2 separate regions of the Homo sapiens genome follow, and region 2 is linked to region 1. Evidence: read pairs that join two places in POLR2A ChIA-PET (ENCODE). Cell type or tissue: CD4-positive, alpha-beta T cell. All regions are shown on one strand.

Evidence for each region. Peaks named below come from ENCODE experiments on the same cell type or tissue, not always from the same donor. Only the 100,000 strongest peaks of a DNase experiment are listed, where the experiment ranks them.
Region 2: POLR2A ChIA-PET joins it to region 1 with 8 read pairs; 12 of 35 experiments call an interaction of 5 or more read pairs at or near these places.

The regions. Positions count from the first base shown.
Region 1 is chr1:22,090,957-22,094,956 of GRCh38, reverse strand. It overlaps CDC42 (cell division cycle 42), which reads right to left. Exons shown (of 6, transcript NM_001791.4): 6 at 1-3,529. The coding sequence ends at 3,440. Among named protein-coding and RNA genes, the nearest start is that of CDC42, 40 kb to the right of the region's middle. In CD4-positive, alpha-beta T cell, no CTCF peak of the experiment used is centred here; a DNase peak (open chromatin) is centred at 2,366.
Region 2 is chr1:22,017,172-22,021,171 of GRCh38, reverse strand. No RefSeq gene overlaps it. Among named protein-coding and RNA genes, the nearest start is that of LINC00339, 6.0 kb to the left of the region's middle. RefSeq lists a silencer at 1,867-1,926 and an enhancer at 2,127-2,216. In CD4-positive, alpha-beta T cell, a CTCF peak has its summit at 1,730; a DNase peak (open chromatin) is centred at 1,981.

The DNA of each region.
Region 1 (4,000 bases):
CCAAAATAACCACTAATTTACCTCACAAATGGAAGAAGAAAAGGAAAATAGTCCAAACCTAACAAGTCAAAGAAGTACCACTATTTAAGCATTCTATGAAGGTAACAATTATGATAGCACAAATTTAGTGACAACTTGCAGGGCAAAAGGAGAAAAAGTACTACTACATTAAATGTACACCAATGTTAACAGGTATCCTAATTACAATATGAAAATGTGAGAAAAATACACCTCAGAATGAAGGAAATATTACAATTGTTCTTTTAAACCACAATCCTTTTCTTCCCCTTTAGAATACACTCCCCTTGTGGCATAAAGTCCAGCTTGAAGAACATCGCTTTAACTATAAAATCTATTTCTGGCCGGGCGCGGTGGCTCACGCCTGTAATCCCAGCACTTTGGGAGGCCGAGGCGGGCGGATCACGAGGTCAGGAGATCGAGACCATTCTGGCTAACACGGTGAAACCCCGTCTCTACTAAAAATACAAAAAATTAGCCGGGCGTGGTAGCGGGCGCCGGTAGTCCCAGCTACTCGGGAGGCTGAGGCAGGAGAATGGCGTGAACCCGGGAGGCGGAGCTTGCAGTGAGCCGAGATCGCGCCACTGCACTCCAGCCTGGGCGACAGAGCGAGACTCCGTCTCAAAAAAAAAAAAAAAAAAAAATCTATTTCTAGGATGTTCAGTAAAACACTTATAAATAGCAATAATATATTAACATCGTATTAAATACTATAAATTCTGACACAAACTAAGCCTGTAAGGACTATTTTCAATAACCCTTTCCAGCCTCTAAATCATACTCCCTGGAGAATATCACTCACCTTCTAAGCCACGACTATAAGCAAGTTTGTTACGTCAAATAGAAAACAATATTTAAATGGAAAACCTAAGCTGCATCCACTTGCTACCCAAGTTCTTCTGACATGCAGAAATCAATCTGAAAATATTTAAGAAAACATTAGCTTCAATCAATCCCCATCATCCTTGTTCTTCTGATACACGGATAATTCGTTGACACAACTGTATGACCTGCTTTATTTCACTTACTCATTTATAAAATAATATACCCATCCAATGACTACTTCTAGAGCCATATCATGTCAAGCATTGCTTTAGGACAAAGATATAGCAATAGTCAAGGACCTATACGCCCCTGACTACACTAAGGATACATATGTCCCTGCTTTCCAGGGTATCACATGATCCAGGTATCTCTCCCTAGTATAGTCAACAAGGAATAAATAAGATGCATTTCTTGGTTAGAACTGTTAAAGCTTACATCTGCCTCTTCCTAACCCCTTCTCAACCAACCCAGCTTAATTCTAGCACAGTATGCAAATCATGCCAAACATGACTCCATGCAGAGAACTATCAAAATGAGGCCACAGTGTACCAACCTTAACTGATTTTAAGGGTTCTTAGTTTCTAAGATTCTCATGCAGATCAGTATAATGTCCTAAAGGTAAATAAACCTTTCTTGCTACCTAAAGAAAATGTATCCCATATTCAGATTCGCAGCACAGAACCTGTATTCTGATAGTAGTAGTTTGAGATAACCAACTAGGTGTGGTGATTCCCAAACTTGGCTACATTTTAGAAATGCCTGGAAAACTTAAAAATCACATTGTTCAAGCTGCACTCCAGTTGGAGAACCACTGATGCAGAAAACTTGGGGGAAAATGAGCTGCTTTTCAATGATCTATGGATTAAAGGTACACTGACATTTCCTTCCACCATGAGCAGTGAGCTTCCTGAACACTGCTTCACTAAGAATTATTATGGACCTACTTGGTATTTAAGGGAAGGGTCAAACTTAGAGGAGAAAGCACAAACCTGAACATATAGAGGGCTAAATATTATCTCAAACTAAAATGCCAGAAAATAAAAATAATAAAGCTTTAAAATTTTATCCCAAAGTTTGTTAGAAATTGATGTTATCAAGAGTCAAATTCCCACTCCTCAATATCTGAAAAGTAAGAGACGGAGGGAAAATAACAACCCTCAGGCTGGCTTGTGAAGGGTTTTTGTTTGTTTAATACATCTGAAAAGAATGCATATACAAAGAATTGAGACATGAGAAAGCATTGGTTCAACACTAATGCATCTACAAGAATTAGGTTTGGGAAGGTGGGAAAGATTACCTCAACATTTTTAAAAATTGGAAACTGCAACCAAAATAAGCTGAAAAAATCCCTATTAACACTTAAGAAGAGTCTGCATTAAGAGTCTTTCCATGATTTTTATTAAACTAGAGAGCCTCACCTGGCTGCTCTAGGGTTCCTCATATGCAAAACAGAAATAAGGGGATTCCCCTGACTGGTCCCCATGTTGTTAAGTGTTCTCCCCACCCCCACCCTACCCCCAGCTTCTTAATGAAGCAGGCCTCCATCCTCCTAACTTGAGAGGATGTGAATCATTCCACAGATGTCTGTCTTCTAGCACCACCCCTCGTATTTCCTCTACATAACAGGTCTTCAGCTGCATTCTAGGAACACCATATACTACTGAGCTGCAAATCTATGCTAAGCATATAAGACAATGACTGAAAGGGAAAAAAATTTTTTTAATTACAAACTCAATTCATTTGGTGCATTTCAAAGGTGCAATACTTTTCTTCATTTATCAGTGAAAGAAGTTAGAAATTAACTTCCCAAAAAAATCAGCAAATGGCAAACAAATGTCCTTGAAAGTCACAGTCACATATAGTGCGTCCTAGAAAAGAGGAGGGGCAAGATGGGCTCCACCCACTTTCATGAGTTTCATCAAATACTGGATCTACTCAAGGGTGGAGAGAAAAGGCAACTTTCAAAAAGGAGTATGTTATTAAATGAGGCATTTACTATACTCCTTCCTAAGAGCACCAGATGGGGAACATGTTTTCTAAACTAGATCTAGGAAGTGGAATGTGGAATCAATCCGTCCTCCTCCCCTTAAGGGCTAACCACTGGTTAATGAATTAAAAAAACAAGACTAAAAAACAAACCCCACACACACTCCCCCCCAAAAAAAAGAGGAGGGAAAAAAACAAAACAAAACACTAAGATGTCCCAGATTACTCTCCAGAGTGGAACCAGGGAGCAGCTTCAACAATTCCAATTAGTCTGTTACAGAGTCATCCACAAGCATGCCTTGCTTTTAAACAACAAAAAAAAAAAAAAAAAAAACACACACACACAAAAATTTTTTTTTTGAAACAACAAAAAAAAATAGTACTAATCACTTTTCTGACAATACAATTACTCAAAATTAACTAGTACTGGGAGGGGGAAGGGGGGGGCCATACCTATGGGCCTTGTCTCACACGAGTGCATGTGGGTAGGTGCAGGGCATTTGTCATTATTGCAAAAACGAATTTTAATTTTTAATCTTTAGTTTGATTTAAACATTGCTTTTAGTATGATGCCGACACCAGCTGTGCAGAAAGGGCTCTGGAGAGATGTTCATAGCAGCACACACCTGCGGCTCTTCTTCGGTTCTGGAGGCTCCAGGGCAGCCAATATTGCTTCGTCAAATACATTCTTTAGGCCTTTCTGAAAAGGGGTAGAAAGAAAAAATGGGCGGTCTGATTTTCAGTATAATAAAGTTGGAGTTCAAATTTAAAACATTCAAACCCCCAAGAGTTGGCAAAGAAAGAAACATTAAAAACAACCCTGAATCTCAACACAATAATCTCACTTCACCAAGATTTGTCCAGGGCACTGGAAGGATTCAGCAATTCAGGAGCAGAGGAGCAGATATTCATGAGTGAGACAGTGGTCCTTTGAGAAAGCTTTGCGCAGACCAATGTATGTCACAAGAAGCAAACAAGCACATGTGTCATTTGCTCATTCAGTATGAGTTTTGTAATGTGCTGCTGAAACATTTTACATAAAAACAAGGGAAGCAGCTCTGCATTCAAATGAAACAGCTGGATATGAAACAGAGGACTGAGAGGACGGGCACGGGTCAGTGGCATCCTTATTCTATGGAAGGCACAGGCAAAGAGAGAGAGAGGGTGATTA
Region 2 (4,000 bases), 74 kb after region 1:
GAGATTCCTTTTTTTTTTTTTTTTTTTTTTTTTTTTAGGTGGAGTTTCACTCTTGTCGCCCAGGCTGGAGTGCAATGGTGCGATCTCGGCTTACTGCAACCTCCGTCTTCTGGGTTCAAGCAATTATCCTGCCTCAGCCTCCTGAGTAGCTGGGATTACAGGTGCCCGCCACCACACCCAGCAAATTTTTGTATTTTAGTAGAGATGAGGTTTCACCATGTTGGCCAGGCAGAGAACAAGATTTCTCAGCACTGTCTTTTTTTTTTTTTTTCTTTGAGACAGTCTCGCTCTTTGGCCCAGGCTGGAGTGCAGTGGCGTGATTTTGACTCACTGCAACCTCTACCTTCCTAGTTCAAGCAATTCTCCTGCCTCAGCCTCCAGAGTAGCAGGGATTACAGGCATCCACCACCACGCCCAGCTAATTCAGCCTCCCAAAGTGCTGGGATAGCACTACGTCTTTGATGTTAATTGACAAAAGAAAGTTTGACAGATTCACCTTTTTTTTTTTTTTTTTTTTTTTTGAGACGGAGTTTTGCTCTTGTTGCCCAGGCTGGAGTGCAATGGTGTGATCTCGGCTCACTGCAACCTCCACCTCCCAGGTTCAAGTGATTCTCCTGCGTCAGCCTCCCTAGTAGCTGGGATTACAGGCATTTGCCACCACGCCCAGCTAATTTTGTATTTTTAGTAGAGATGGGGTTTCTCTATGTTGGTCAGGCTGGTCTCAAACTCCCGACCTCAGGTGACCTGCCCACCTCGGCCTCCCAAAGTGCTGGGATTACAGGCATGAGCCACTGCGCCCGGCCTCACCTTTTTTTTTTTTTTTTTTTTTGACAGAGAGTCTTGCTCTGTGTCCCAGGCTGGAGTGCAGTGGCATGATCTTGGCTCACTGCAACCTCCACCTCTCAGGTTCAAGCAATTCTCCTGCCTCAACCTCCTGAGTAACTGAGACTACAGGTAAGTGCCACTACACCCAGCTAATTTTTAAATTTTTAGTAGAGACAGGGTTTCACCCTGTTGGCCAGGCTGGTCTTGAACTCCTGACCTCAAGTGATCCACTTGCCTCGGCCTCCCAAAGTGCTAGGATTACAGATGCAAGCCATTGCGCCCAGCCCAGATTCACATTTGATCTCAATCATCTGACCTATGTCCAGAATATATAAAGAATTCTACAAACCAGCCAGGCGGGGTGGCTCATGCCTGTAATCCCAGCACTTTGGGAGGCTGAGGAGGGCAGATCACAAGGTCAGGTATTCAAGACCAGCCTGGCCAACATGGTGAAACCCCGTCTCTACTAAAAATACAAAAATTAGCCAGGCGTGGTGGTGGGCCTGTAATCCCAGCTACTCAGGAAGCTGAGGCAGGAGAATCGCTTGAACCTGGGAGGTGGAGGTTGCAGTGAGCCAAGATTGCACCACTGCACTCCAGCCTGGGTGACAGAGTGAGACTCCGTCTCAAAAAAAAAAGGAATTGAAGTATTGACATTGTGCCTTCTTGAAAAATGCATTGCTGGCTTTTCATGATTTAGAAATCAAAAGCAAAAAATTATTGGCCTTGACATTCTAATCATTATTCAAAGAATTAAGTTATTGACTATATGGGTTTTAAAAGACTTGAATTGATAAGACTTGGAGATTTGAACAAAGGAAAATTGAATGCTGGCAGTTTTAGGCAAGATTCCCTGACTCTCTGCTGCCCATGTGTGGAGAGAACTGGGTCATCACAGCTCCCAGCCTCCCTCTGAGGATGGGTAGAGGTCCCTTGGGGGCCCGCTGGCCAGCCACATTATGAAATTACATATATCCCACTGCCCTTTACTCTGAAACTATTTTGGAGAATTATCCAAGGGTTCTTCCTGACTCATTGGGAGGAAGTGGACACTCAGCCTTTGCAACCCTACTGTGCCTTGGCAACGCCTGACAGTTACATGTCAGCAGGCACTGTCTGTCTGACTCAATAACAATGATAAATGTGTGTGGTTTCAGAACTTCCTCCCCACCTCCCACCACCCTCATGATGCGGAAGTCTCTGTTCAGCTTGACTCCATTTCTTCCCTGCTCTCACTCTGCCCTTGCCATACCAGTTCTCAGGCTTTGCAAGACCTGGAGCTTGCAGGCAGATCACCTGAGGTCAGGAGTTCAAGACTAGCCTGGAGAACATGGTGAAATCCCGTCTCTACTAAAAATACAAAAAAATTAGCCAGGCATAGTGGCGTGTGCTTGTAATCTCAGCTAGTTGGGAGGCTGAGGCAGGAGAATCACTTGAACCCAGGAGGTGGAGGTTGCAGTGAGCCGTGATTGCGCCACTGCACTCCAGCCTAGGAGACAGAGTGAGACTCCGTCTCAAAAAAAAAAGAGCTGGAGTGAGAGTAAGGATGGGAAGAGAGTTGTAGGGGACGGCTGAGATGCCAGAAGTGGTTTAGGAGAAAAATGGGGCCAGTTTGTAACGTGTAGGGGCAGTGGATGGGAAAAGAAAAAAAAAAGAGAATTTGAAGGAGTATTGTTGATACAATCACTTTGGAGAGCAATTTGGCAATTGGTAAAGTTGAAAATGAGCATGTCCTCCCAGTCAGCATGTCCATTTCTTGGAATATACCCTAGAGAAACTCTCCTACATGTGCACCAGGAGACATGTCCAAGGACATCCACTGAAGCACTGTTCACAATCACAAAAAATTAGCTCTGCTTTAAATATCCATGAGGAAGGAATAAAGAATAATAAAAATTTAGGCAATGGGATATGCTACAAACAGCAGCAACGAACTAGAGATAGACCTCAAAAACACAACATTAAGGCCAGGCGGGGTGGCTCATGCCTATAATCCCAGCACTTTTGGAGGCTGAAGCAGGCAGATCACTTGAGGTCAGGCATTCGAGACCACCCTGGCCAACATGGTGAAACCCCATCTCTACTAAATATATATATATATATATGTGTGTGTGCATATATATATATATATATATATATATATATATATATATATATATTAGCCGGGCATGGTGGTGGGCACCTGTAGTACCAGCTACTCAGGAGGCTGAGCCAGGAGAATCACTGGAACCCGGGAGATGGAAGTTGCAGTGAGCCGAGGTGGCACCACTGCATTCTGGCCTGGGTGACAGAATGAGACTCCATCTCAAAAAAAAAAAAAAAAAAAAAAAAAAAAAAACCCACAACATTGAGTGAAAGAAGCAATTTGCAGGACAGTCCATACAGCATGAAGCTGTGCATGTATTTTTAAAAACCAAAACAATGCAATATATTGGTTTTGGATATTTATATATATGATAAAAACATAACAGCACAGAATAGAAGGACAAACACCAAACTCATATTATCAGTTAGGATAGGTTAGGTCCATGCCTCTGTGATAAATAACACCCAGTCTTAGTGGCTTATAACAGAGTTTATTTCATGGTTGGGCTACATGTCCATCAGGGGTTAGCAGAGCCTCCAGTTCACATCTCACTCTGGGACCAGGCTGACCAGCAACAACCAGATGTCACAGCAGAGAGAACGAGAGCCTGACAAATTGCTTTGTCTCTCAATATTTCACCTTGGCAAGCCTAATGGCCAGACCCAACTTTTTTTTTTTTTTCCCCAGATAGACAGGGTCTCACGGTCACCCAGGTTGGAGTACAGTATGTGAGCACCACTCACTGAAGCCTCAACCTCCCAGGCTGAAACAATTCTCCCACTATAGCCTCCCGAGTAGCTGGGACTACAGTCAGATGCCACCATGCCTAGCTAATTATTTTATTTTATTTTTAGTGGAGACGAAGTCTCATTATGTTGTCCAAGCTGGTATCAAACTCCTGGGCTCAAGCAATCCTCCTGCGTTGGCCTCCAAAGTGTTGGCATTACAGGCATGAGCCATCCCATCCAGCCAAGGTGATAGATGTATTATTATTATTATTTTCTTTAAGACAGAGTCTCCCTCTGTCACTCAGGCTGGAGTGCAGTGGCATTATCACGGCTCACTCAATCCTCAATGTCCTTGGCTCAA